Regions from separate parts of the Homo sapiens genome. Here region 1 is linked to region 2. Evidence: chromatin contacts called from ENCODE Hi-C or POLR2A ChIA-PET data. All regions are on one chromosome and are shown on one strand. The core of a region is the stretch at or near the end of the contact, and the rest is flanking DNA. Distances in the headings are between cores, read along the strand shown. Region 1 has its middle 140 kb from the start of LINC02742. Region 2 has its middle 220 kb from the start of LINC02742.

Region 1 (3,717 bases), core at 16-2,515, 360 kb before region 2:
TAGCCCCCTGACCATCCTGACTTCAAACTCTATACTCCATCTTTTAAATTGATTCCATATACATACCGGCTTTCAGGTTGATACATAGGTTATTTTCATGAAAAATATTTTACCTTGTTCAAATGAAGTATTGAGATGCCTCCCAAAGGTGAAATCTCTTTTCAGCCCAATCTTCATCCAACCCATTATTCATCCATCCCATTATTTCTGGGGCAGAATGTAAGAGTACACAGTGCTTTTTAACTTCCTATTTTATTTTAAAAAATAACATTTTAGGCTGAGCGCCGTGGCTCACGCCTGTAATCCCAGCACTTTGGGAGGCCGAGCCGGGTGGATCATGAGGTCAGGAGATTGAGACCGTCAGGCTAACATGGTGAAACCCCATCTCTACTGAAAACACACAAACAAATTAGCCGGGGTGTGGTGGCACGTGCCTGTAGTCCCAGCTACTCAGGAGGCTGAGGCAGGAGAATCACTTGAACCCAAGAGGCGGAGGTTGCAGTGAGCTGAGATCGCACCATTGCACTCCAGCCTGGATGACAGAGAGAGACTCTGTCTCAAAAAATAAATAAATAAATAAATAAAAATAAAAAAATTACCAGATATTTCTAAATTCAGGGAAAACCCCATTTGAATTTTTTAAAGTTGGTGCCAATTCCATCTGGTTTTAAAAGTGCCTTGAAAAACATCATACTGAAAACAAACATTGACAACTACTACTAACTCCTTTGAGAGACATATTGGAATGAGCAGATTGTCACCCTTTAAATGCTGAGCCTTTAAGTTAGGATGGAAGCCCTGCCTCACTTGCCCATCCTGTCTGTCACTGGTAGGGAATCAAATCACAGAAGCTGAACAACCAGAACCGAGTCTTCTAAGAGGCCCAGCTTGGCTTCTTGTTCTGTGCAGATGAGTAGAAGGTGGTAAAGAATATGAATGACAATTATTGGTTTGAATATTTTCCAAAGGTAGAATTTGCAAGGCTATTGAAATCCTGTTAGACAAGACTTATTGCCTATGCATTTACAAACTGTGCAATTTAAGATAGGTTAGAGTGAATGTTATGCTCAGAGCTGCTAACAAGGAGGCCTCTCACCAATAGGCACTGTACAATATTATGGTAATCTTTTTGGGGAGTTTGTGGTAGCCAGCCTTTTTGCTACACAGTAAGGATCCAACCTTATTCCAAGTTATCCCTCTTGTCCAAAGTAGGACCAATACTATTCATAGGCTATAAACTTCTTACTCATTCCATTTCTGTAATTATGTCAAGGGAAAGGAATTTTCTTCAATTGCCAAGTAAGGAAAAGTGGCAAGTAGTAGAGGTTAAGTTCAGGTCATTGTGATGGGTGAGAAATTTGGGCTGGAATGTGGTCTTCCCGATGTGCCAGTGTTCATAATTTTACACTCTTCAACCTACTACTCTCTGATGTGAGATGTTGATGACTTCAATATAGGAGAATCTATGGGACTTCTCCATAGCTTGTGAGATTAGAGCTTGTTCCTCTGTGAAGCAAACAGGGATTTCTGAACTTGGATACTTATCTTTCGAGATAAATGAATTTTCTGTTTATTTTTCTCTTTCTTCCAAAGCTGGAAGAAAGAACTTGTAAGAGATCACAGCAATATTCTCCAGTTATTTTCTTCTTACAATTTAGGAGGAGAGAAAAATGTATTTAGTCTATAGATAAAACCTGGTTTTGAGATACTCCATTTCTCATCTTTAAACCTGAGATAGTTCTTAATATTGGAGCACTCACTGTTTTCCCAGTTTTTGTATGAAATTATTCATATAATATTTACATTCTCATACAGTTTTATTTTGTTTTTGGTCTCTATTCCTTTCATTTTTGTTTTAACCTCAACATTAAGCCTTGCTTTTACTTACCGATATTAGTGACAGGTTCTGTAAGTTCAAGTGCAATATGTTGGGCATCACTGAAAGCAGCTCCATATCATACTGACCTTCCTGGAGAAGGTAAAGCACAACTCATTGGTTTAATCATTGCATTCCATAAAGGAAGATGTCACTTAGCCAGCTTTCCTTTCAGTGCCAGAAAATCAGCTCAAAGTATTTTTCTTCAGATAAGTGAGCATGCTTGTCATAGCTTACTTACGCCTGTTAAATCTTTATATGAAATATTTTACAGAGAAATATGTAAATATTTTGACTGCTTGTGCCATTCTTTTCAGACTACTTTGCAGATTACACATGGGTCTCTATATGAAACAAGAAGGAAAAGCAAGCAGAAATTTCTTAATGTAGCGTTTTTCATTAATGAAGACAGAAAGGCTAAAAGAAAAAAATGTTAAATGGAGTCTTAATGTAAATAGTCAAGAAGAGTGATATATACCCTATGGAATAGCCTCAAAGTGATATCAGTATGATGGAAATACATTATAAGGTTCTCATACAGCATATCTACTTACCTTTTCTTCTTGACAGCAGATAAGTAAACCACGGCTTAGGAGTAGATTTGCCAATGTATTTTACTGGAGACTTTTGTAGTAAGACTTTTTACTAGTTTGTTACAGCTTATGTGAACAAAATGTCTGTAAACCAGACTTTAATCTTAGAAATATATATATATTTTTACTACCTAGCGTCAGCAGATATTATATATTCTGAACACAGAGCAGAGAAAGTGAGGGAATTTTCCCCAGTCAGTTCTTATTTAATCCATAAAGCCAAGTCTTTGTGTAATTTCAGCTATTTAATTTTTGCTTTTTCATGATTGCCATTGAAAGAATAAGATAATGTTGATGACATTTGAAATATGTTAAGAGGACCAATATCAGCTGGGCACGGTGGCTCACGCCTGTAATCCCAGCACTTTGGGAGGCCGAAGTGGGCAGATCACCTGAGCTTGGGAGTTCAAGACCAGCCTGACCAACATGGAGAAACCCTGTCTCTACTAAAAATACAAAATTAGCCAGGCGTGATGGCATATGCCTGTAATCCCAGCTACTCGGGAGGCTAAGGCAGGAGAATCACTTGAACCCAGGAGGCAGAGATTGTGGTGAGCCAAGGTTGCAGTGAGCCAAGATCGCACCATTGCACTCCAGCCTGGGCAACATGAGCGAAACTACATCTCAAAAAAAAAAAAAAAAAAAAAAAAAGAGGCCCAATATCATGGTATAATTGTGCTGGTCTACTGTCTGAAATAACATGACTGTAGATGTTTTTATCAAATGACAAAATGATGACTGGTATTTATCATTTTATACCCTTCAGCCTACTACTTTCTGATGTCAAACATTGATGATTTCGGCACAGGAGAATCTTTTATATTTTTCAATGAAAAATGTTTTACTCAGTTTTTGTGGGTTGAAAATATAAGTGTATAATTTGGCTGAGAAAAACATTGCATCACTAACATTTGCTCATGACTGTGGAGCTAAACAAATTATCAGTCAAGATCTCTGGTTTGAAGCAACAGAACCTATCTCTGGCCTTAAGAAAAAGGAGATGCATTGGAAAGACATCAGTTTCCCAGAAGTGACAATTAACTTGGTAGTCTAAGGTTTAGAAAACCAAGAGTTGTAAATCAAGATAGCAGGAAATGTAGTCAAAATCATGCTGCAACAACTTTCTGATCCATGAACTCTGGCTATGGGATCATCTAACAACCCTCCCTCCCCCATTTCCTCATTCTTTGCATTACTTAAGATTCAGAGTTCCAGAACAAACACCTTATCAGCAAAGCCTAGCTTATT
Region 2 (4,213 bases), core at 1,227-3,726:
AATAGCAGCAGCAGAGACTATACAACATGCAAAAACTAAGATATTTCCTTAATTAAAAAGTGTTTGCTGGCCCATGGCCCAATGAAACGTTGGTTTTCAACTGGGAAATCAGTGTCATGGTGATTAGAATCGCCTGCGAGGCTTTGTGAACATATAGGTGCAGCCAGCCACCCGAGAGCTACTGAATAAGAAACACCCAAGATGGAACTTAGGCATACGTTACTACAACAAAGACTATTGCAATCATGAGGTGAGTTTGAGATGCAGCCAGAATGGGAAACCCCATATCTAGAAACAGATTCATCTGTAGTATCTCAGACATTTCTTACAATAATTCTGAGAGAGGAGTTATTTATTAATTTCCTCCTTACTGATGGGAACACGCAAGTTCAGAGACATCAAGAACCTTGTCCAGTCACATAACTGGTAGAGTTTGAACACTGGATTTGAATGCAGGGCTGTACATCACAAAATCAATGTTTTAACTCCCTCCTTTATACTGCCTCTGTGCTTTTTTTGTTGAATGGTATTATTTCTGGGTCTCTTCCAAAGAATATCTTTAAATATTCTTTCACAGTCTCCTGGCTTCACTACTTAGCAGGTGTCTGGTTGCCAGGTTTTTAGAAGTTTTTACCATGTCTGAGTATTCCTTCTGGTTCTAAATTTATGTTTATCTGTCCAGGATCTGATCGTACTTTTCTGGCTTTGAGCTCATTTCCATTTGCCTGCTATTACCTGTAGATCCACCTTGATCTTGTACCTCTGTCAAGGTCAAACCTATTACTCTAGTTTTCAGCCTCAGAAGGAGGTGAGTGGTCCTTTACAAGGCACTGGATTGCTACATCATGGGTCATACCCTCAGCTGATGTTTAAACACCTAGCAGGTCGAGGCTGCAGTGACCCATGATCATGCCACTGCACTCCAGCCTGAGTGAGAGAGTGAGAGCCTGTCAAAAATAAGGAAGGAAGGAAAGAAGGAAGGAAGAATGGAAGGAAGGAAGGAAGGAAGGGAAGGAAGGGAGGGAAGGAGGGAAGGAAGGAGGGAAGGAGGGACGAAGGGAAGAAGGGACGAAGGGAAGAAGGGAAGAAGAGAGGGAGGAAAAGAGATGAGTGTGTGAAGCCACTATATTTGGGACTTCATCTGTCACAGAATCCAGTGTTGTTCACCTTAAATAATGCTGTACTTAAAGTCAACTCTGAGGAAAAGTTGTTTCCAAGTTGGATCTCAATCAGGATTATGACCAAACCAATCCTGCTGCAGAAGCACAAAATATTGCTTACAGAGTGATGGGAAAATAATGGCTACACAAACTGCATGGGTCAGAAAAATGGCATAGCACAGGAGCCTCATTTGTAGAGCTGTGCTTTACAAGGCCTGCTGTTGGGAAGCACAGACTCCCTGAACTCAAGACTTGCTAGATTGATAGCTTTCTCTAATATATGAACTCTCCTTTTGTTGAGCACATGGTCAGACTATATTTCTCAGGATCTCATGAGTGAATTGTGGCCATATGATTGTGTTCTGGACAGTGGAATGAGAACAAAAGCAATATATTCAACTTCTAGGCTTGACCCTTGGGAATCCCCATACCCAATCATGGTTTCCTCATCTGTCAAAGAGATAAATCTGAGGACCTAGGGGAGGGTAGAGACATAGCATGCTAGGAGCAGGAGTTTTGGTCTCTGAGTTTCTGCATGGAGTAAACCCCAACACACACACACACACACACACCAACAACCTGCCTTGGAATATGACATGAGCAAGAAATAGGATTGTGGCTGGACTCAGTGGCTCACACCTGTAATCCCAGCACTTTGGGAGGCTGAGGTGGGAGAATTGCTTGAGTCCAGCAGGTCGAGGCTGCAGTGACCCATGATCATGCCACTGCACTCCAGCCTGAGTGAGTGAGAGCCTGTCAAAAAGAAGGAAGGAAGGAAAGAAGGAAGGAAGGATGGAAGGAGGAAGGAAGGAAGGAAGGAAGGAAGGAAGGAAGGGAAGGAAGGGAGGGAAGGAGGGAAGGAGGGACGAAGGGAAGAAGAGAGGGAGGAAAAGAGATGAGTGTGTGAAGCCACTATATTTGGGACTTCATCTGTCACAGAATCCAGTGTTGTTCACCTTGAATAATGCTGTACTTAAAGTCAACTCTGAGTAATCACAGTTACCAAGTACAGTACTCCCCCTTTATCAGCAGTTTTACTGTCTTGGTTTTAGTTACCCATGGTCAACCATGGTCCAAAAATAAGTACAATAAGATATTTGGGTTGAGAGAGAGAGAGAGGTATTGATTTTCACATAACTTTTATTATAGTATGTTGTTATAATTGTTCTTTTTATTAGCTATTGTTGTTAAACTCTCATTGTGCCTAATTTATAAATTAAACTTTATCATAGGTATGTATGCATTTAAAAATATGGTATATATAGGCTTATTACTATCTGCAGTTTCAGGCATCCAGGGGGGTCTTGCAACATATCCCCTGTGGATACGGGATGACTGTTATATAGATGACTCAAAGCAGAGAAACACTGCAGTTATAAAAACTTTTTATATAATAGCCTGTTTAATCTCCAAAGCACCTATTTTATGGATAAGGAAACCAAGACACAGGGAGGCTGAGAAACTTGTTTCAAGTGACACAGTTACAAGAAGCAGAGCTGAGATTCAAACCCTGGTCACCTGACTCTAAAGTCTTCATTTATACTTGACTACTATGCAATAAAATATGCTATTATACTTTTGTAATCTACAGATTATCCTGAGTTAAAGATTGCTTCCACCACTGTTTTTAAGAGCCTGTTTCCTAGGGTGAGGTGGGTACAGTATTCAGTATTTATAGGTCTGATTTCATTGAATACCTCGTAGCAGTGCTATTATCTCCACAGAAGAAACACTAAAGTTTGACAGTTTAATGGTCAAGATACCAGAGCTGTTTTGAGCTGTTATTCTTACCCAAATCTTCAGATTCCAGATCCTGTGCTCTCACAAGTATGCTCTGCTGTCTCAAACCTGTCAAAACACCCCTTCTAGAACACTGTTTTCCTCCTGGCTGGATTCCTCCTGTCTAGAGGATTGCTTTGTTAGTGAAATGACATAATATATGGGAATGTGTTCTGTAAACCAGGAAACACTGAACAAACATAAGGCATGATTATTACCAGTAGTACTTAAGACAGAGAACAAACCATGACAACCCAATTGCATGTACTTCCTTATTATTCAGAAAGGGAGCTCAGAGGAAAAGTCTTGCCTGGGGAATTCAGTACAATCTGAGTGTATACTCTGCAGTTCATTCAGAAAACTGATTCCACAGTTCTCTTCCTAAGTTCTGCTTCCCAAGTAATTGGGTAATATCCACGTACATGCAGTGCAGTAGGATCACCTCTGCCTCACGCATCCGTGCCTCATTTCCTCACTTAATGCCTTCTCAGTTCCGTTATTTATTTTCTTTAATATTACTGCAGTACAGCAGAATGAGTCACACTCCCTGCCATTCCCAGTAGCACCCTCGAAGGCCCACAAAACAATCCGGTGATTTATGAGGACTTTTTCTACCCAAATGATACACAATCACAGAAGCTGGCTTTTCACTGCCTCGGTCTCCAGATCAGGGACAGGTTTCGGATATCAGCTCAGAGAAGGGGTTTGGATCCTTTGGCGGAGCCCGTGCAGTGGGGTCGTTCTAAGGCAGGGTGAATTGGATGACTGGATGGGGCAGAAATGGTGTAAATGAGGGTTTGGAAGACAAGCAAATGCAGTTTCCAGGAAGAGGAGTCATAAACACAGGAACTCAGGCTGTATACTAATGCTAAGAATGAGAAGGCTGTATATCTAAACCAGTGATTCTCAACCAAGGAACCCTAAGGGGCACTTGGCAAAGTCTGTAAACATTTTTATTTGTCACTAATGGTAACAAGTAAAGTGGGTGCTGGTTGGGTACTACTTACACCTAATAGATAGAGGCCAGGGATGCTTTTTAAATTTATTTAGTTATCTCTATATATTTATAAGAATTATATATATTTATGGTATACAACATGATGTTTTGATGTATGTATACATTTTGGAATGGCTAAGTCGAGCTAAGGAACATATCTACTACCTCACACACTTATTATTTTTGTGTAGCGAGAACATTTAAAATCCACTCTTTTGGCAATTTTGAAGTATATAATGCATTGTTATTAACCATAGTCACCATGTTGTACAATAGA

The links. Hi-C counts contacts between places; a loop is a spot of excess contacts on that map. ChIA-PET counts read pairs that join two places held with the same protein, here RNA polymerase II (POLR2A). Pooled maps may share reads with other maps.
Region 1: a map of endothelial cell of umbilical vein shows a loop between it and region 2 (10-fold over the local background). The contact joins two enhancer-like sites. A Hi-C loop is called at or near these places in 2 of 168 maps with a recorded cell type or tissue (IMR-90 and endothelial cell of umbilical vein) and 3 of 50 pooled maps. POLR2A ChIA-PET finds 5 or more read pairs at or near these places in 3 of 52 experiments (AG04450, IMR-90 and PC-3).

Annotation. Positions count from the first base shown.
Region 1 is chr11:28,755,851-28,759,567 of GRCh38, forward strand. No RefSeq gene overlaps it. Among named protein-coding and RNA genes, the nearest start is that of LINC02742, 140 kb to the right of the region's middle. Within about 2 kb of position 1,266, at least 4 of the 41 ENCODE cell types and tissues checked have a DNase peak (open chromatin) inside an H3K27ac peak, as active enhancers do; they include IMR-90, PC-3 and endothelial cell of umbilical vein, where a contact is called at or near this core.
Region 2 is chr11:29,116,760-29,120,972 of GRCh38, forward strand. No RefSeq gene overlaps it. Among named protein-coding and RNA genes, the nearest start is that of LINC02742, 220 kb to the left of the region's middle. Within about 2 kb of position 2,477, at least 5 of the 41 ENCODE cell types and tissues checked have a DNase peak (open chromatin) inside an H3K27ac peak, as active enhancers do; they include IMR-90, PC-3 and endothelial cell of umbilical vein, where a contact is called at or near this core.